Regions from separate parts of the Homo sapiens genome. Here region 2 is linked to region 1. The links are chromatin loops, found by intact Hi-C in ENCODE. Cell type or tissue: Calu3. All regions are shown on one strand. Each heading gives the region's core, and the rest is flanking DNA. Links, peaks and the distances in the headings are about the cores only.

The links. Hi-C counts contacts between places; a loop is a spot of excess contacts. Peaks named below come from ENCODE experiments on the same cell type or tissue, not always from the same donor. Only the 100,000 strongest peaks of a DNase experiment are listed, where the experiment ranks them.
Region 2: it touches region 1 in a loop (15-fold over the local background); 23 of 110 quality-filtered maps call a loop at or near these places.

Annotation. Positions count from the first base shown.
Region 1 is chrX:74,338,361-74,349,180 of GRCh38, reverse strand. No RefSeq gene overlaps it. Among named protein-coding and RNA genes, the nearest start is that of ZCCHC13, 40 kb to the right of the region's middle. In Calu3, for the core only: a CTCF peak has its summit at 4,953 (motif pointing right); a DNase peak (open chromatin) is centred at 5,030.
Region 2 is chrX:74,019,840-74,030,659 of GRCh38, reverse strand. The region is part of intron 3 of JPX (JPX transcript, XIST activator); the gene reads right to left. It overlaps FTX (FTX transcript, XIST regulator), which reads left to right. Exons shown (of 7, transcript NR_028379.1): 7 at 1,109-2,524. Among named protein-coding and RNA genes, the nearest start is that of JPX, 81 kb to the right of the region's middle. In Calu3, for the core only: no CTCF peak of the experiment used is centred there; a DNase peak (open chromatin) is centred at 5,319.

The DNA of each region.
Region 1 (10,820 bases), core at 1,584-9,583:
TTCTTTATAAATCACCCATTCTCTGTTATTGTGTTATAGCAGCACAAAATGAACTAAGACATGGTTGAAATTCATTGTTAAGTCCTGTTCTCAAAGCACTGGTGGAACTTTCAAAGCAATAGCCTCCTTTAGTTTAGCATTTGTTGTTGGTCAGAGCCCTACTGGAAAATGAAAGACTATGGGCTTTTCAATATATAGGAACTAGCAAATATTGGAGGTAAGGAACGTGTTGGCACCAAAATCCAAACATTGGTACCAAATGTTAAGCCTTCTTTACCAATGGGGGAGGTTGGAGTGCTAGGAGCTTATCCTTTACCAGATCAGGAATAGTTTGCCCTCCTAAATTCCAGATATAGCCCCAAATTTAACAGACTGTGATGGCCTTGTATCTTATGCAGGACAATTGCCCATCCTTTCTCAGTGAGGTGTTTACTCACAGTTATGATGGACTGTGAGACAGTCTTAATCAAGTACAGTGAGGAGGATGTCATATATGTAACTCAGCCAAAGCCAAGTTTCTGGTGGAAACGCAGGGTACACATTTAGGTCCTGTTTGCAAAAACTGTGCAATTCCAGAGCTATTTAAATTTCCGATAGGTAACTGGGAAAAGGCATACTGTTGACCACCAAAGGCAAAGGTACATTGTGATTGACTTTCCTGTGAAATTTTTACTGAATTGAACATGTTAGCCAAGTCTGTAACTACAAACGATTTACCCTTGTTGTTTTGAATGTTGTTTACTAAGGCAACAATATCTGGTGGGGATGCTCTAATAAAGAGAACAGCCTTGTTAACTCTCTTTAGGCTAAGTTGGCCACCATTTGTTAGTAGTGGTTTTAAGCACAGACCATATTGGAGAATTTAAAGGCGAGCTGGTAGGAATCAGTGCCTTTCTTTAACTAAGGCAGCTATGAGAAGTCATAATCCTTCAGTGTCTTGCCTTAGCCAGTACTGTGGTATATTTACCTTCCACACCAATAGGGGAAGGTTAACTGATTCCCACTGGGCAGCACCCATCAATAGTGTAAAAGCCTTAAGTTTGTTCCATGAAGTTACCTGCTAACTGAGGAGGTCCATTCTATTAATGGGAAAAGGGGGTGAGGGTGGAGAAGAACTAGGACAAAAGCATCTTTGAGCAGAAAGTGGGCCAATTTTAATAGTTAAGCAAGTAATTTCCCACTTAATTAGTCCTCTTTGGAGAGGTCGGGTAAGTGGTCTCTTTAAAACATGAGTGATTTGGGGGATTGGGGAGATTTGGGTACCCATGTACAACAAAACCAGTCAGCATTATTTCTTTTTTGGAGCCCAAACCACAGTTAATGTGGTAAATGGTGATATTCTACCAGAAGAGGTTCACTTCCATGACCATTGGATCCCTATGTGGAAGTGAGCTTCTGTTACTGACAGAGATCAAGAACAAGTACAGAAGGTAAAAGGGCTTTGAAATGAGAAGACTGGCTGAGTGTGGTGGCTCACGTCTGTAACCCCACCATTTTGGGAGGTTGAGGCTGGCGGATCACTTAAGCTCAGGAGTTCAAGACCAGCCTGGGCAACATGACAAAACCCCACCTCTACAAAAAATACAAAAATTAGCCGGGCATGGTGGTGTGCATCTGCAGTTCCAGGTACTCAGGAGGCTGAGGTGGGAGGATGGCTTAAGTCCGGGAGGTGGAGGTTGCAGTGAGCTGAGATTCTGCCACTGCATTCCAGCCTGGGTGACAGAGCCATACTCTGTTTCAAAAAAGAAAAAAAAAAAAGGCTGGAGCCGGGCACGGTGGCTCACACCTGTAATCCCAGCACTTTGGGAGGCCGAGGCGGGCAGATTGCCTGAGCTCAGGAGTTCACGACCAGCCTGGGCAACACGGTGAAACCCCGTCTCTACTAAAATACAAAACATTAACCAGACATGGCAGCGTGCACCTGTAGTCCCAGCTACTTGGGAGGATGAGGCAGGAGAATTGCTTGAACCCAGGAGGCGGAGGTTGCAGTAAGCCGAGATTGCACCATTGGACTGCAGCCTGGACGACAGAGTGAGACTCCATCTCAGAAAAAAAAGGCCGGGCGTGGTGGCTCACTCGTGTAATCCCAGCACTTTGGGAGGCCGAGGCGGGCAGATCACAAGGTCAGGAGATTGAGACCATCCTGGCCAACATGGTGAAACCCTGTCTCTACTAAAAATACAAAAATTAGCTGGGTGTGGTGGCACATGCCTGTAATCCCAGCTACTCGGAAGGCTGAGGCAGGAGAATCGCTTGAACCCGGGAGGCGGAGATTGCAGTGAGCCGAGATCACGCCACTGCTCTCCAGCCTGGTGACAGGGCAAGACTCCGTCTCAAGAAAAAAAAAAAAAAAAAAAAAGAAATGGGAAGTCTGCAACCGGTTGTAATCTAACTGTAGTAAGTATTATGATTGTTGCACTGATTTACCAGAGATCATCCAATTTGGGGCCTTCTTCCCCTTTAGGGTGCAATAATCCCTCTTGTTCATCTCAGGGTTCTTGCTTAACCAGGGCCCTGACTGTAGGTGGTTTGTTTGGCCTAGGAGGGAGGTGACCTTACTGTTGATAGTTATTTTAATTTAGGCCAGGTGGGGTATTGTTTGTAGAATTAACAGGCAACACTTGGCTTTGAATTTGTGTTTCATGAGTTTCTACTAAATCTAGGGCATCTATGGCCTCTTTACTGTTTTAGTATTAGCCATCATTGCCAGTAAAGAGGACATAACATATATTTGTTGAGAGCCCTCCTGAAAAACAACTAGATGGATTCAGGATTTAATTCAACATCCTCTGGACTTGCCAAGTCATCATACCACAAAATATGTGTTGCCTGATAAGCCCACTCCAACATCCCCAAATAGCGGAGGAGATCATTGGCCTTGACTAACATTTTCCATTGACAGTTGGCTTAGGCTGTTAAAAGGCCTACGATAGCCTGTGCAGCCTGTAAAGCCATAAAAAATCCATATCAACAAGATATATTTGGGCCAACATCCAAAGTCTGTTCTGGGGATCATTACAACCTTCTGTACAAATTGTGCAGGATCCTTTAATAGAGACACCATTTTTTCATCTCATACTATGGCAGCCAACTGTTTAATGTCAGTGCCCTTTAGGTGGAGCTAGCTCTTTGCCAGGTTCCTTCTATATAGCTAGGCAGACCCTTTATCATTCAGTTTCTGGGCTAGGTCTTTAAGGAGAGAAGCAGCCTCAAGGTGAGAGAGAGGATATATCTCCTCCACCAAGTAAAAATTAGCACCTCTTTTTTGGTCCTCCCCTTTTGTCTTTTCTGTCTTTATTACTTTGCAGGTGGTTACCAGCAAAGCAGAGGGCAAGTCATCCCAGTCACTACTGTGGTGACACCATGCTGCTTTTTTTTTTTTCTAGTGAGCACCAGTCCTCCTCTACAGGTAGTTTGGGGGGGGGGGGGTCCTACTTCCTCTTCAGGTGGCATGCTGATGAGAAGCTGCCTAGAGCAAGGTCCAGCTTATATCTTGTGATTTGGAGCACATGTATAGCAGGACAGTGACTTCTTTTAGAGTCCTGGGAGGAGCAGGGGTATAAATTTCCTTAACTTTAGTCACTTTGAGCAATGCAGCTGGGTGCGGTGGCTTGTGCCTATAATCCCAGCACTTTGAGAGGCAAAGGCAGGCAGAACACTTAGGGCCAGGAGTTCAAGACCAGCCTGGCCAACATGGCGAAACCCCATCTCTACTAAAAATACAAAAATTAACTGGGTGTGGTGGTGCACGCCTGTAATCCCAGCTACTCAGGAGACACAAGAATCGCTTGAATTCGGGAGGTGGAGGTTGCAGTGAGCTGAGATGGAACCACTGCATTCCAGCCTGGGGAACAGAACAAGACCCTGTCACCAAAAAAAAAAAAAAAAAAAAAAAAAAAAAAAGGATGGGCGCAGTGGCTCACGCCTGTAATCCCAGCACTTTGGGAGGCCAAGGCAGGCGGATCACGAGGTCAGGAGATGGAGACCATCCTGGCTAGCACGGTGAAACCCCATCTCTACCAAAAATACAAAAAATTAGCCGAGTGTGGTGGCAGGCGCCTGTAATCCCAGCTACTCGGGAGGCTGAGGCAGGAGAATGGCATGAACCTGGGAGGCGGAGCTTGCAGTGAGCCGAGATCGCGCCACTGCACTCCAGCCTGGGAGACAGAGCAAGACTCCGTCTCAAAAAAAAAAAAAAAAAAAAAAAACCCAGAAAAAAAAGAAAATGCTTTAGCCAGCTCAGCCCAAGAATTGGGATCTCAACATCCTTCCAAGGAAGGGATAGAGTGACAACATTCTCAACAACATAATTGTGTCACATCAGCAGAAGCATACTAACTGCTTGCAAAGGCATCTTTCCCACCTGCATTTAGGTGACCTACCCTAATCTGACGCATCTGCCTTATTAATTAGCTCCTTTGCCTACTATAGTGGTCCCCAAGGACAAAGATGTCCTCTCATCTCAGAGTACTTCAAATCCTTAGCTGAGCTAAGGGAGCTCCTTTCACTGTAGCTGTTATGGGATCAGGGGCAGCCCACTCTTGGTCCAGAAGCATGAACTCTTCTCCTTTTCCTGTTTGGGACCGTGGATCTTACAACTTCTAGCACCTGCCTAGCGAGGGACCCAGGTGGGCTGGCTGATCTTTCCTGGGCAGCTTAGCATTTCTGACCATAAAAGTTCTAATGATGTGAGTTCACTAAAATACTGGTGCTACAACTTGGCCAGGCGAATGAGGTATATAGGGAGACCACAAAAACTATAGAATGAAGTACAGCAAAGAGTGATGCCATGCCAAACTGATGCAGAGGTATTCCAAATATTGAATTCCAATCACTTAAAGGCCTTCCAAGATCAATTTGCCTATTTATTGTCCTACCGATGGGAATAGACCTCTTCCCAATTGCTTGATCACCAGGATCCTATAGAACTCACTTGTAGGATTTTGAGGCTGAGCCAAAAAAGATAACCACAAGGTGGCAGTAGCACATAACAAGCTTTGTTTGGGTGGCACTTGGAGAGGTTGCTTGAGAGAGGAAGTCCTTCACAGCAGGAGACTATCCAGAGGCAACTGTACCGGGTCATTACTCAGAAGGGGAAAGGGCAAGGGAACTCCCAGGGGAAAGCTGAGGGCTGAATCAGAGATAGAGTTTATTTGTGTAGGTTATATTACTCAGCAGCAAGATGGGGAGTGTATTAGTCCATTCTCACACTGCTATAAAGAAATACCTGAGACTGGGCAATTTATAAAGTAAAGAGGTTTAATTGACTCATGGTTCTGCAGGCTGCATAGGAAGCATGGCTGGGGAGGGCTCAGGAGACTTTCAATTATGGCATAAAGAGAAGGGGAAGCAAGCACGTCTTGCATGGCTGGAGCAGGAGGAAGAGGGGTTGGGGAAGTGCCACACACTTTTAAACAACTGGATCTTGTGAAAACTCTATAACAAGACAGCACTAGGAGGATGGTGCTAAACCACTGGAAACCACCTCCATGATCCAATCACCTGCAACCAGGCCCCACCTCCAGAATTGGGGATTACAATTGAACATGAGATTTGGGCAGGGACGCTGATCCAAACCATATCAGGGAGTTTCTGGGTTAGAGAGCATCAAAGGTCAGCATTAGCTTGGTTTTTTATAGATACAGGGTTTGTCTTATCAATGTCTAGCAGATGTTAGGTATAGTGTTGTGGAGTATGTAAAGCAGGCTGGCTGTAACTGGCCAATCTGCCAGAATCTGCTTAGTTGATTTATATTTAAAACAACTGGATGTGTAAAAATTTTAGGCTTTTGAGCTACAGGTACTAGCCTGCTGTGAAGAAGTAACAATATGGGGGCAATCTTTAGCTTAATTATATAACAGTAGTAGCCATACAGTTTATAATTGAAACACTTTGATATAGACTTTATTTCCTGGTCATTGGAACACTTTGATTGTAGACATTGTTTCCTGGTGGATATCAATGACACATCTCCTCAGAGGGATTGTTTCAGATCTGGCCATGCGATGGTGTAATGAGGCCAAAGAACCAGCAAACCCTCTGAGTACTGTATCTGATATCATAAGTGTTTTCCATTGTATCTAATAAGGAGTTAGAATTAAACCCTGAGTTTATAAATCTTCCAAACAAAAACTCAAAGGGAGAAATAACACACTTGCTGAAACAGGTGACCTTATTTTTAATAAAATCAATGGTAAAGTGTGATAAGATTCTGGGCTATCACAAGCCAGTGGTTTGATATTATTTAGCCAAAAAATTCTTTAGAGTATGGCCTTACTCTTCCATCACGGTATATGCAGTCAACTCTATTCCTTTCCTTGTCGTCTCACAAGACACTTAGGATCAAGTGATTCCTAGCTAAGAAACAAGTATGAAATCATCCCATTCTGGATTTGGATGAAAACTGGTAATAAAATCAAGTAAAACTCCTGGAGGATGCATTGGTTAAGAACCAAGCTTAGTCTATAAGTGTAGCAGGACAAGCCGCAGACAAAACTCCTCAGACGCCGGGTTAAAGAAGGAAGGAGCTTTATTCGGCCGGGAGCGTCAGCAGACTCACGGCTCAAAAACTGAGCTCCCTGAGTGAGCAATTCCTGTCCCTTTTAAGGGCTTATAACTCTAAGAGGGGTCCGCATGAGAGGGTTGTGATCGATTGAGCAAGCAGGGCATACGGGACTGGGGGCTGCATGCACCGGTAATCAGAATGGAACAGAACAGGACAGGGATTTTCACAATGCTTTTCCATACAATGTCTGGAATCTATAGATAACATAACCAGTTAGGTCAGAGGTCGATGTTTAACTACCAGGCCTGGAATGCAGCACCAGGCTGTCTGACTACTGATTTCACTTCTGTCTTTTCTTTAACTCCTACTTTTTCTTTGAGGCAGAAATTGGGCATAAGACAATATGAGGGGTGGTCTCCTCCCTTATTAGGAATTGAACATGAGATGGCACACATATTTATGCTGTATCAAGGTCACAATTATCTTACTGTATAAAACTGAAAACATCACTATCTGGACAGTTGGACATGTTTATGGGGAAAATTATGTTTATCTTTATTTCTATGCTCTGTACTAGTAGGTTGGTTCATTAATAAATATGTGAAAACTTTTGTTTAAAAAAATTATTTAGAATATGCTTCATTCATTCTTCTTGTCCATAAGACTGGGAATAATAAGGAGTATTGTAAATTACTGGCAATTTTTTTTTTTACAGAGCTCTTAAGTTACCATAGAAATGAAATAGCTTTTCCCAACAGATTCCAGATATTTAGAATTCCAAAGGTTGAGATGATAAAATTCAGTAAGGCCTTGATCACTGTTTGAGCATCTGCTTTAGCTGATAGGAGCACTTCCAGTAATTCAGACATCATATACAATTATTCTAATCAATATCTCTTACCTTCTGAGGACGGAAACTCTATAAAATCCGTTTGCTACCAGATTCCAGGTAATAATGCCTTCAGTAGGCTTCCTTAGCTTCCTTATGTGCCCCCTGTAAACAATTTTTCTGACAAGCAACATACCTTTGTATTATATCCTGAATTATTTGATCTTTATTCCAAGTGTGATAAGATTCCAAGGTGTTCAGTATATTTCTTTTGTTTAAATTAGTTTGTTGACAATATGAAAAAGGCATCCAAGGTACAACAATTGAAGTGCAGGAATAATTTTATTGTATAATTCCCAAAGCCCTATGGTGTTCTTAGATACCCTTGGTTTCCAATTTTCTAAATCTTGTGAAGTTGCACGTTTCTGAAATTGTGAATAGGAATCCCCGGATATAAGTAATGGTGATTAAATTTCTCCAGTCAAAACTTTAGTAGCCTTTTTCACAGCTTGGTGTGCAAATTAAATTTCTTTAGACGTTTTACTGTGTCTGGTATGCACACCACAATGAATTACAGAAATCTGTTGGAGAAGCTGGGATAACTCTAAAAGATTGAGAATTAGTTTACAATGTGATATTTTAGTTCACATGGATGTTAGAAAGCCTCTATTCTTCCATATTTGTTTCATAGCATGATAGACTCCAAATGCATATTTGCTATCAGTATAGATATTTACTTCAAGATTGGTGGCTAATTTAAAAGTTTGTGCAAGAACTATGAGTTCTACTTCTTGGGCTGATTTTATGTTTGCAGAGGATAAGCCTCTAAAACCTCATAAGGAGATTCTGGGAATATGGGAGAATAGAAAGTCCCAGGAACCGGCCGGGTGCAGTGGCTCACGTCTGTAATCCCAGCACTTTGGGAGGCCAAGGCGGGCAGATCACAAGGTCAGGAGATCGAGACCATCCTGGCTAGCACGGTGAAACCCCGTCTCTACTAAAAATACAAAAAAATTAGCCAGGCGTGGTGGCGGGCACCTGTAGTCCCAGTTACTCGGGAGGCTGAGGCAGGAGAATGGCATGAACTCGGAAGGTGGAGCTTGCAGTGAGCCAAGATTGGGCCACTGCAGTCAAGCCCAGGCGACAGAGCAAGACTCTGTCTCAAAAAAAAAAAAGAAAGTCCCAGGAACCTATCTCCCCACATAGACAATAATCACACTGGAAGAATCTGTCTGATGTAACTCTTTGGAACTCTGGAGACTCCAAAGTCTGGAGACTTCTGAATGCTTGGAACTTCCTTGGAAAGGCTTAGATAGTAAATTGTGGTTAATTCCAATCAATTTCAGCTCTTAGTATAGTAGCAACTACCCATCCCCTACTCCCAGCCACGTGGCATGCAGGTGTGCACATATTTCTGGAGCAACCTACACACAGCTTGTAGGAGCCAGGGTAGGCAACAATGGACCCTGTCCTCCAAATATCAGGGATTCATGCTCTCTAATCACTAATTGCTGCTTTTAATCACAGAAGTGCAGACAAAGAGGTGGGTGGCCATTGCTGTTCTACTTCCCAGTATTGTTTCAAGTCCCTCCCACTCTGGCTAAAGTGACTTCCAGGGCATTTTAAGGTCTGGTTCTCTTTTCTCTCCCCTTCATTTTTCTCTTTTTCCTCTTTTTGGGGACTAGGACATTCAAAAGCAACTGCATACACAGGGAAAAGTAGAAAGTGACTGTGCACACCCAGGGAAAGTTACAGACTCAGAAAAGACCTATGAAGACCTTAAGTTTATACCTCAGGCTGCTCCTTGGTACAAAGATAGCCTACAACAATAAGAAACAAAAACAAAACCAATAAGCACTAACAAAAAAAGTAAACTCTGGGGGAAGGGGGATATCTGATATCCAGTATTACCACATATTAGATTCAAATGTCCAGTTTGCAACAACAAAAACAAAAAAACACAAGGCATACAAAGAAACAAGAAGGTATGGCCCATTCAAAGGAAAAATAAACAGAAACTGTCTCTGAATAAAACCTGATAGCACATCTACTAGAAAAAGACTTTAAAATAACTGTCTTAAAAATGCTTAAGGAACTAAAAGAAGATACGGAGAAAGTCAAGAAAACTGTATGAACATAATTGAAATATCAATAAAGAGATAGAAAAACTAAAAAGAGGCTGGGTATGGTGGCTTATGCCTGTAATCCCAGCACTTTGGGAGGCTGAGGTGGGCAGATCACCTGAGGTCAGGAGTTCAAGGCCAGCCTGACCAACATGGAGAAACCCCATCTCTACTAAAAATACAAAAAAAATTAGCCAGGCGTGGTGGCGCATGCCTGTAATCCCAGCTACTCGGGAGGCTGAGGCAGGAGAATTGCTTGAACCTGGGAGGCAGAGGTTGCGGTGAGCTGAGATCACACCATTGCACTTCAGCCTGGGCAACAAGAGTGCAATCCTGTCTCAAAAAAAAAAAAAAAGAAAAAAGAAAAACTAAAAAGAAACCAAAAAGAATTCTGGAGCCAAAATGTATAATAATTGAAATGAAAAGTTCTCTAGAGGTGTTTAGAGGCAGATTGGAGCAGGCAGAAAAGAATCAGCAAACTTGAAGATATGACAATGGAAATCACCAAGTCTGAAGAACAGAAAGAAAAAAGGTTGAAAAAAGTGAACAGAGCCTAGGGACCTATGGAACACCATCAGACAGACTAAAATATGCATTGTGGGAGTCTCAGAGGAAGTACACAGAAAGAAAGGAACAGAGAAAATATTTGAAGAAATAATGGCTGTAAACTTCCAAAATTTGATGAAAGACATGAATATAAACATCCAAGAAGCTCAAAAATAAAATCCAAGTAAGATTAATTCAAAGAGATTTACACTGGCTGGATGCAATGACTCATACCTGTAATCTGAATACTTTAGGAGGCTGAGATGGAAGGATGGCTTGAGCTCAGGAGTTCAGGACCAGCCTGGGTAACACAGTGAGACCTCATCTCTACTAAAAATAATTTAAAAATTAGTTGGGTATGGTGGCACATGCCTGTACTCCCAGCTACTTAGGAGGCTGAGGCAGGAGGATCACTTGAACCTGGGAGATGGAGGCTATGTTGAGCTATGATCATACCACTTTACTCCAGCCTGGGTGACAGAGTGAGACCCTGTCTCAAAAAAGTGAACCAAAACAAGCCAAAGAGATTTACACTGAGATACATAATAATCAAATATTCAAAAGACAAATATAAGAAGAGAATCTCAAAAGCATCAAGAGAAAAGCAACTTATCACATACAAGGAAATCATCAATAAGATTATCAAGGGATTTCTCATCAGAAACCTTGGAGACTAGAAGGCAGTCAGCTGATATATTCTAAGTGCTAAAAGAAAAAAAAAAACCCTGTCAATCAGGAATCCTATATCTGGCAAAAACAGTCTTTCGAGAGTGAGGGACAGCCAGGTGTAGTGGCTCACGCCTGTAATCCCAGCACT
Region 2 (10,820 bases), core at 1,891-9,890, 320 kb after region 1:
ATTTGGTTATTTTTCCTTTTATTCCCTGAAAAGTTCAGGTCTCATTTCTAAATCCTTGCCCAGCAAAATATCATGAATCATTTCCCCCATTTTCTTCAAGAAGTTTCATAGTTTCCAATTTTACATTTAATTCTTTATTCAATTGGGAGTTAATTTTTGTGTATTTTTAGATGTAGACTTCTAATCTAATTCTTTTGCATGTAATTATCAAATTTTCCCAGTACCATTTACACGGTAAATGTTTTATTTTCCCTGAAGTGTGCTCCTGGCAACTTTGTGAAGAATCAGTTATGTTTAGGAGCTTTAGTTTATTTCCTTTCTACTCTGTTCCAGTTGTGTCTGTGTCTGTCTTATGCCAGACAATGCTGTTCTGGTTACTATAATTTTGTAGTCTATATTAAAGCCAGATACTTCAATTACCCTGGATCTCCTCATTTTCTTTAATATTTTTTCATTTAAGATTTTTGTTGCTCCATACAATTTCAGAATTATTTTCTTCTGTTTATAGACAAAACTAACATAACATCAGAAATTTAATAGGGATGCACAGATCAATAGATTGCTTTGAGTAGTATATATATTTTAAGATATAAATTATTCTAACACATAAATATAAAATATATTTCTACTCATTTGTGTCGTCAATTTCTTCCTTCAATGCTTTTATTACAAAATGAATTATTTTTTAAAGAGTTTTCATTACAGAAATCTTTGGCTTGTTCAGATCTCTTCCTCGGTACTTTTGTAAGCTATTGTCAATGAGACTCATTTCTTGTTTTCTTTTTGAAATTACCCACTGGTGGGATATAGAAATGCTACAGGTTTTTGTATGGCTGTTTTGTATTATGCAATTTTACTGAATTTCTTTATCACTTCCAAAAGGTTTTAAGGGGAGAGTGTATTTTCTTTCTTTCTTTCTTTTTTTTTTTTTTTTTGAGACAGAGTCTTGCTCTGTCACCCAGGCTGGAGTGCAGTGGCACGATCTTGGCTCACTGCAAGCTCCGCCTCCCAGGTTCATGTCATTCTCCTGCCTCAGCCTCCTGAGTAGCTGGGACTACAAGCGCCCGCCACCACCCCCAGCTAATTTATTTTTTTGTTTTTCTTTTAGTAGAGACGGGGTTTCACCGTGTTAGCCAGGATGGTCTCGATCTCCTGACCTCATGATCCACCCGCCTTGGCCTCCCAAAGTGCTGGGATTACAGGCGTGAACCACCGCGCCCGGCCAGGAGAGTGTATTTTCTACACATAAGTTCAGGTCATCTCCACACAGACCCAGTTTGCCTCCCTCTTTTCCGATCTGAATGCCTTTAATTTCCTTCTCTTGCCTAACTGTACTGGCTAGAACATCCCGAACTAGGTTGAATGAGGTGCTGAGAGTGGGCATAATTGGCTTCTTTACCTCCGAAGAAAATATTTCATGTTTTCTTCATTGATTATGATGTTAGTTGTGGGTATTTCATTTACTGCCTATATGGTATAAAGATACATTCCTTCTATGCCTAATTGGTTGACAGCTTTTATTATATCAAATTCTATAAAACTGTTTTATTTTTAAATCTATTGAGATGATCAAATGGCGGTGTCCCTCCTCCTTTATAAGACTATTTAAAACATCCTTGCCTCAGAGGGACAAATCCCATTTGAACATGGCAAGTAATCCTCTTAATATAAAGTGGAATTAGGTTTGACAGAAATTACCAGTGAAGCACTATGGGCATATATTTGATAGGAGATTTTTATTATGGATACAATTTACTTGTTATTGGTCTCTTCAGATATTCTTTCTCATGACTGGATTTGCGTACGTTGTATGAGTACAAATTTTTTCATTTATTCTACGCTGCTCTTTATTATATGCTTCCTTCTGTAAAATTTGGACTGTTTGTTCTTCCCATTATATTAATAGTTGCTTCAGGTGTAACATAAGGTTATTTTTTAAGTACTTTTCTGGTATCACAAATATTGGTGTTTTGTGTTTCATCTTTCATTTGTCAAAATATTTTTTAACTTCCATTTGGATTTAATGATTCACCCATTCATTATTCAAAAGCATATTGTTTAATTTCTATGTGTTTGTGAACATTCTAATGTTCATTCTACTAATAGTTCCTAGGTTCATGCAATGTGCTTAAAAATGTGGTATAATTTCTGTATTATTAAATGTAAAACTAGTCTTGATTCGTAACATAAGGCCTACGCAAAGATCCATCTTCTGCAGAGAAGAATGTAGATTGTGCCGCTGTTAGACGAAGTATTCTGTATACGTCAGTTTGCTTTATTTGGCATAAAGTGTAGTGTAAGCCAGATGTAGTGTAAGTCAGATCCAGATGATCTGCCCATTGCTGAAACTTCAGTACTTAAGTCCCCTATTATTATTGTATGGCAATCTATCTGTCCACTCAGAAGTTATTATATTTGTTTTATATGATTGAGCACTTCTGTTTTGGGTATATATGTATTTACAATTACTATAACCTCTTGCTGAATTAACCCCTTTTACCATTATGTAATAAACTTATTTCCCAAATTTTATGGTTTCTGGCTTCATGTATAGTTTGATGGAATAAGTTTAGCTACTGATACTCGTTTGCTTTCGATTTCTATACAATAGTTTTTCATCCCATTACTTTCAGTCCATGTGTCCTTACAAGTGAAGTGAGTGTCTTATAGGCAGTATTTTATAATATCCATTCTGCTACTCTATTTTTAATGAAGAATTTATTCCATTTAGATTCAAAATATTGTTAATATTTAAAGAAATGTTTGTAAATTGCTTTCTTGTTTATTACTAGATCCTTCCTTCATTTTTTTATTCTCCCACTATCTTGTAATTATTTTTTAATCTTGTGGTGTTGTAAAATGTCTTACTTTTTATTTTTTGTGTATCTACTATAGATATTTGGTGGTTCCATGAGACAACAAAAACACCTGATAAGCTATTTTAATAACAATTTTGATGGAAAAATAAGCGGTAACATTTTCACACTAATCTCTGAATTTTGAATATTCACCTGGATACATAAAAGTTGTACATTTTAGAGGGTACATGTGGTATTTTGATACATGAATACAGTCAGTAGTAATTGAACTAGGGTAGTTGAAACATGCATCACCCCAAACATTAGTCTCTTTTTATGTTAGGAACATTATAATTCCTCTATTATTTCAGCAACCTTAAACAATAACATGAAATACTGTTTACTGTTGTCACCTTACTGTACTATCAAATATTAGGACTTATTTATTCTACTTGTTTTTGTACTCATTAGTCAAAATTGTTGTCTTCCCCCCTTGAATAGAAGATCATTCAGTAACCAGCAATCAACTCTGCGCACCAAGCAGATCAACTATTTTATATTTTAACATATACATGAGAACACGCAGTGTTTATTTTTTTGTGCTTGGCTTCTTTCACTTACCATAATGACCTCCAATTCCAGTCATATTACTGAAAGTGATATGATTTTGTTCCTTTTAATTAACAATTTTCAATAGTGCATATATATAATATTGCCATTTTCCATGCATCCCTTGATGAACTTTCAGGTTAATTCAAAAGCTATTGTGAATAGAGCTGCAATAAGGAGATGGATGAAAATATCCTCCTAATATACTGATACCTTTCATTGTGATAAATACTGAGTAGTGGAATTGACACAGTATAGTGGTTACATCATTTGTTTTATGAGACAACACAATACTGTTTTCAAGAATGGCTATACAAATTTACATTCTCAGAAACAGTACATGAGCATAACCAATTGTATGCATGCTCAACACCATCTGTTGTCTTTTAGATATTTGTTTTAATTGCACAACATTCCATTGTGGCTTGAAATTGCACTTCCATGATGATTAGTGATGATGAAAAATTTTACATATACCTGTTGGCAACTTATGCCTTCTTTTAATCTATCCTTTAAAATCAGATTATTTGCTTGCCTTCTGATGATATGAATATATATTCTCATCGCTGTAAAAAACATAGTTATCAGGTTTTTTCCCATTATAATTTTGGTTTCACTATTTTGTTACCTCTATTGTGCAAAAGCATTTTAGCTAGATGTATGAACTTATGTCTATTTTTGCTTTTGTTGCCTCTGCTTTTCAGAGCTTACCAAAATATCTTTGCCTAGACAAATATCCAGAAGCATTTATACAAAGATTTTATCTACCACTTTTTATAGTTTCAGACATAAGCACTTAACCCATATTAATTTTATTTTTACATATGGTAAGATTCATTCTTCTGCATATGATTACCAAGTTTTCCCAGCAACTTTCATTGAAAGCACTATCCTTTCCACAACATATATTTATGGTGATTTTTAAAAATGAATTTTTTGTAAATGTCTGTATTTATCACTGGGTTCTTGATTTCATCCCACTGATCTACGTGTATATCATGCCAATATCATCACATTGTGTTTACAATGACATTGTAGTATCTTTTGAAGTAGTATGATGTCTTCATCTTTGCTTTTCCTCAGGATTACTTTTGATACTCAGTATCTCCTGTGGTCTCATGAATTTTATGAATTCTTTTTCTATTTCTATGAGGAATATCATTGATTTTTGATACAAAAAGAATGAATCTGCAGACTGCTTTAGGCAGTAATGATATTTTAATTATGAATAATTTCCCATTTCATTGTGTCCTATTCAGTTTCCATTATCAATGTTTTCCTTTTTGTTGCGGGAAGTCAGGGACCCCAAATGGAGGGACCTGCTGAAGCCATGGCAGAAGAACATAAATTGTAAAGATTTCATGGACATTTGTTTGTTCCCAAATTAATACTTTTATAATTTCTTACGCCTGTCTTTACTGCAATCTCTAAATATAAATTGTGAAGATTTCATGGACATTTATCACTTCCCCAATCAATACTCTTATAATCTCCTATGCCTGTCTTTAATCTCTTAATCCTGTTGTCTTCGTAAGCTGAGGATGTATGTCGCCTCAGGACCCTGTGATGATTGTGTTAACTGCACACGTTGTTTGTAAAGCATGTGTGTTTGAACAACATGAAATCTGGGCACCTTGAAAAAAAGGACAGGATAACAGCGATGTTCGGGGAACAAGGGAGATAACCATTAGGTTTGACTGCCTGGGAGCCAGGCAGGACAGAGTCATATTTCTCTTATTGCCGAAAATGGGTAAGAGAAATATCGCTGAATTCTTTCCCCAGTAAGGAATATTAATAATTAACAGCCCTGGGAAAAGAATGCATTCCCAGGGGGAGGCCTCTAAAATGGCCGCTCTGGGAGTGTCTGCCTTATGCAGTTGTAGATGGGGATGAAACATGCCCTGGTCTCCTGCAGCACCCCCAGGCTTGCTAGGATTAGGAAATTCCAGCCTGGCAAATTCTAGTCAGACTGGTTCTCTGCTCTTGAACTCTGTTTCCTGTTAAGATGTTTATCAATGACAATGCATGCACAGTGGGACATGAAACTTCATCAGCAATTCTAGTTTCACCCTGGCCTTGTGACCTTGCCCTGCCCATTTGCCTTGTGATATTTTATTGCCTTTGAAGCATGTGATCTCTGTGATCCACACCCTATTCGTACACTCTCTCCCCTTTGAAAATCGCTAATAAAAACTTGCTGGTTTTGTGGCTCGGGGCATCACAGAACCTGCTGACATGTGATGTCTTCCCCAGACACCCAGCTTTAAAATTTCTCTCTTTTGTACTCTTACCCTTTATTTCTCAGACCGGCCAACACTTAGGAAAAATAGAAAAGAACCTACATTGAAATATTGGGGGCCGGTTCCCTCAATACCTTGTAGGGATGTTTCATGACTTCAAAGTTTGACTATTTGATTTTTTTGTAGAGATTCCAAATGAGATTGCTTTCTTGAGTTCTTTTTCAGATTTTTCACTGTTGGCAAATGTAAATGCTAAAAATTTCTGTATTGCTCCTTAGAATCCTGCAGCAATATTATTTAACTTCTCTTCATTTGGATGCCCATTATTTCTTTCACTTGCCTAATAGCTCTGGATAGAATGTTATATGGAATAAAAGTGGTGAAAGTGGGCATCCTATCCTGTTCCAGATATTAGAGGAAGGAATTTCAATTGTTCATTATATTAGCTGTAGACTTGTTATATATAGATTTATGCTTGTTTTTATTTTAGATTTATCTACCCCTAACTAGTTCACTTGTTTATAAAAATCACATATGCTTAAATATTATTGGGACATGATAGTTGTATATATGTACATATATATGGGACACATGATATTGCAATACAAATGTGTCATGTGCAACAATCAAAACAAGGTAATGGAGATATACATTCCCTCGAGCATTCATCATTTCTCTGTGTTAGGAACAATCAACTTCTACTCTTGTAATTACTTTCAAATATACAATAATTATTTACTATAGCTGTCCTATTGTTCTCCCGCAAAACAGATCTTATTCCTACTTTCAAATGGCATTTTGTACTCCTTAACCATACCCTCCTTATTTCCTTTTCCTAACACATCAACCCATTACTGATAACCGTCATTCCACCCTCTAAATCCATAGGTTCTTTGTACCTACCACAAATGAGTGAGAATACACAGTCTTTCCATGCCTGGCTTATTTTACTTATTATGTCCTACTGTTCCATACATGTAGTTGCAAGTGACAGGATGTCATTCTTAAGTATGACTGAATATTCATTCTATTGTGTATACATACCACACTTTCTTTATCCATTCATCAACTGATGGACACACAGGGTGATTCTATATCCTAGTGATTGTAAATACTGCCATAAACATATCAGTGCAGCTATCTCTTCAATATATTTACATCCCTTCTTTTGGATGTAGCCCATGGAAGAAATGCTGAATAGTATGGTAGTTTTATCAACTAATTGTTTTAGAAAACCGTGAATATTGGCTGGGCGTGGTGGCTCACACCTGTAATCCCGGCACTTTGGGAGGCCAAGGCGGGTGGATCACCTGAGGTCAGGAGTTGGAGACCAGCCTGGCCAACATGGTGAAACTCTGCCTCTACTAAAAATACAAAAATTAGCTAGGTGTGGTGGCATATGCCTATAATCCCAGCTACTTGGGAGGCTGGGGCAGGAAAATTGCTTGAATCTGGAAGGCAAAAGTTGCAGTGAACCGAGATCATGCCACTGCACTCCAGCCTGGAATACAGAGCAAGACTCCCCCAACAGTGTTATCAGAGATCCCTTTTGCCTTCTTGCTTGACAGCATTATTTGTCCTTTTGATAACAGCTATTTGAACTGCAGTGAGAGAATCTCACATTGTGGTTTTGACTTGTGGTTTTTTTTCAGTTACTTCTTGGTCATGTTTGTGTATTCTTTGGAGAAATGGTTACTCTATTTGCCCATTTACAAAATCATATGGTTCCTTTTCTTCTGATGATTTGACATTGCTGCCACGTATTTTCAAAATAGTTCAACCATGTTGGTGCAAAGGACATAATTTCATTCTTTTTTATGATGTTGTAGTGTACCATGGTGTACATGTATGTTTTCTTCATATGGTCAGCCATCAGTGGGTGTTAAGCTTCACTTCATATCTTCACTATTATGAAGAGTGCTCCAATTGACATGCACATTCATGTGTCTTTATGGTCCTAAAATCTATACTCCTTTTGGTATAAAACCAATAATGGGATTCCTGCATCAAATGGTATTTCTGTTTGATGTTCTTGTTATTGGCAAAATCACCAAGCTGCTATCCACAATGGATGAAATAATTTACAATTCAACGAGCAATCCATAAGCATTCCCTTTTATCTGTAGATTCGACAACGTACTATTTTTGACTTTTTAGTAACAGCCATTCTGGTTGGTGTAAGACAGAATTGCATTGTGGTTTTAATTAGCATTTCTCTATAGATTAGTGATGTTCAGCATTTTGTCATATGACTCCTAGCTGTATGCATGTCTTCCTTTGAAAAAATGTCTATGTACTTTTTCATATTTTCAATGTGGTTTTCTCCCCATGAATTTAAGTAGCTTATAAATTCTGGATATTAGAACTTTGTCAGATGCATAATTTGCAGATATTTCTCCCATTCTGTACATTGTGTTCACCATTGATAGATTCTCTTGCTGTGCAGAATCTCTATAGTTTAACTAGGTTCTATTTGTCAATTTTTGTTTTTGCTGTAATTGCATTTGGAGTCTTCATCATAAATATTTTTCAGAACCTATGTTCAGCATGGTATTTCCTAAGTTATATTTTAGCATTTTTATGGTATTATATTTTACATTTAAGCCCTTAATCTATATTGAGTCATTATATGTAATGTAAGGAAGCGGTCCAGTGTCAACCTTGAATATATACGTAGTCAGTTATGCCAGCACCATTTATTGAACAGGAAGTCCTGTCTTCATTGCTTGTTTTGTCAACTTTGTTGAGAAGCAGATGACTGTTGGTGTACAGCTTTGTGTTCTATATTCTGCTCCATTGGCCTCCATGTCTACTTTTATACCGGTACCATGCTGTTATGGTTACTGTAATCTTGTAGAATACTTTCAAATTCAGGTAATGTTATGCTTCCAAGTTTGTTTTTTGTCTAGAATTGCCTTGGCTATTAGGACTTTTTCACTCCATATGAATTTTTAAAGGTTGTATTAATTCTGCAAAGAATGTCATTGGTAGTTTGAATAGCAATTAATGTATAAATTGCTTTGGGGATTATGGCCATTTTAACAATGTCATTTCTTCCTATTTGTGTCATCTATGATTTCCTTCAGTAGTGTTTTGTAATTCTCCTTATAGTGATCTTTCACCTTCCTGGTTAAATGTGTTCCTGGGTGATTTATGCTTTTTGTGGCTATTGTGAATGGGTTTGCCTTCCTGATTCAATTCTGAGCTTTGATGTTGGTGCTGTATAGAAATGCTAAGTTACAGACTGACTTTTTATACTGAAACTTTGTTGAAGTTTTGTATCTAATCTAGGAGCTTTGGGGCTTTGAGGTTTTCTATGTATAAAATCATGTTGTCTGCAGAGATAGTTTTACTTCTTTTCCTATTTGGATGCCTTTTCTATTAACTGATTGCTCTAGCTAGAACTTCCAGTAGTATGTTGAATAGGTGTGGTGACACTGAGCATCCTTGACTTGCTCTGGTCATAAAAGGAATGCTTCCAACTTTTGCCAGTTGATTATGAGGTTGGCTGTGAGTTTGTAACAGATGGGTCATTATTTTGAGATATGTTTCTTCAATGCCTAATTTGTTGAGGGTTCATAACATGAAGTAATGTTAAATAAATAGTTTCTGCATCTATAGAGATGAACATGGTTTTAGCTCTGCTTATGTGATAAATCACATTTTTTTCGTAAGTTCTGTATGTTGTACCAACCTTGCATCACACAAATATAGCCTCCTTAATCATGGGGAATTTGCTTTCTGATATGCAAGTGGATTAGGTTTGCTGGTATTTTCTTGAGAATTTTTCCTTTTAAGTTCATCAAGGATATTTGTCTCAAGTTTGTGTTGTGTCTCTGCCAAGTTTTGGTATCAGGATCATGCTGGCTTCATAAAATGATTAAGGGAGGAGTCCTTCCTCCTTGATATTTTGGAATAGCTTAACTAGGAATTTCACCAGCTCTTTCTTACATATCTGGTTGTATTCAGCCATAAATCCATCAGGTCCAGGTAGGGTTGGTAGGGTTTTTATTACTGATTCAATTTCAAAACTGGTTAGTTATTTCTTGTCTGCTGCTAGCTTTGGAATTAGTGTACTCGTTTTCTAATTCCTCTGTTTGTTATATTAGCTTGTTAAATTGAGATATTGAACTTGTCCATTTCTGCTTTAACTTCATTATTTATGCCAACATAATTAAGGATCAAGTTGCTTAATTTCCATGTAATTGTATAGTGTTGAGTAATCTTCGTGTTGATTTCTATTTTTATTGTGCTCTGGTCCAAAGATCTGTTTAGTATGATTTTGCTGTTATTTGAATTTGGTGAGGATTGTTTTATGGCCCACTGTGTAGTCAACTATAGAGTATGTGCCATGTGCAGATGAGAAGAATGTGTACTTGGTGGTTTTGGGTGGACATTAATATGGATGTCTGATAGGTCCATTTGGTCAAGTGTCAAGTACAGGACTAAAATATCTCTTAGCTTTCAGCCTCAGTGATCTAATAGTGTCAATGGGGTAGTGAAGTTTCCCACTCTTATTGTCTGCTTATCTAAGTCTCTTCATAGGTCTGTAGGAACTTCTTTTATGAACGCGCATGATCCTGTGTTCAGTGCATATATAGTTAGCTCTTGTTGAGTTGAACTCTTCATGATTATATCTTTCTCTGTCCTTATTGACAATTGCTGTTTTAAAGTCTATTTTCTATGAAGTTAGAATAGCAATCTGTCCCTCCTCCTTTTTTCTGTTTGCTTGGTAGAATTTTCTCCATCCCTTTACCTTGAGTCAATGGGTGCCATTACTTCTGAAATGGGTTTCAGGAAGACAGCATACAGTTCGGTCTTTTTTATCCAACTTGCCTCTTTTTATCATTTATTAGGACAGTAGTCTATTTAATTTCAAACGTAACACTGATATGTTTATATTTGATTCTGTATTACTATTAGCTGGTTGCTGGTTAATTGTGCATTTGGTTTATAGTGTCAGTGGTCTGTGTACTTAAATGTGTTTTTTTGGTGGCCAATAATGGTCATTCCTTTTCATATTGAGCACTCAGTTAAGGACCTCTGGTAAGGCAGGTCTGGTGGTAATGAAATGCCTTGGCACTTCCTTGCCTGTAAAGGATCTTATTTCTCCTTCACCTATAAAGCTTAATTTGGCTGAATATGAAATTACTGGTTGGAATCACTTCATATT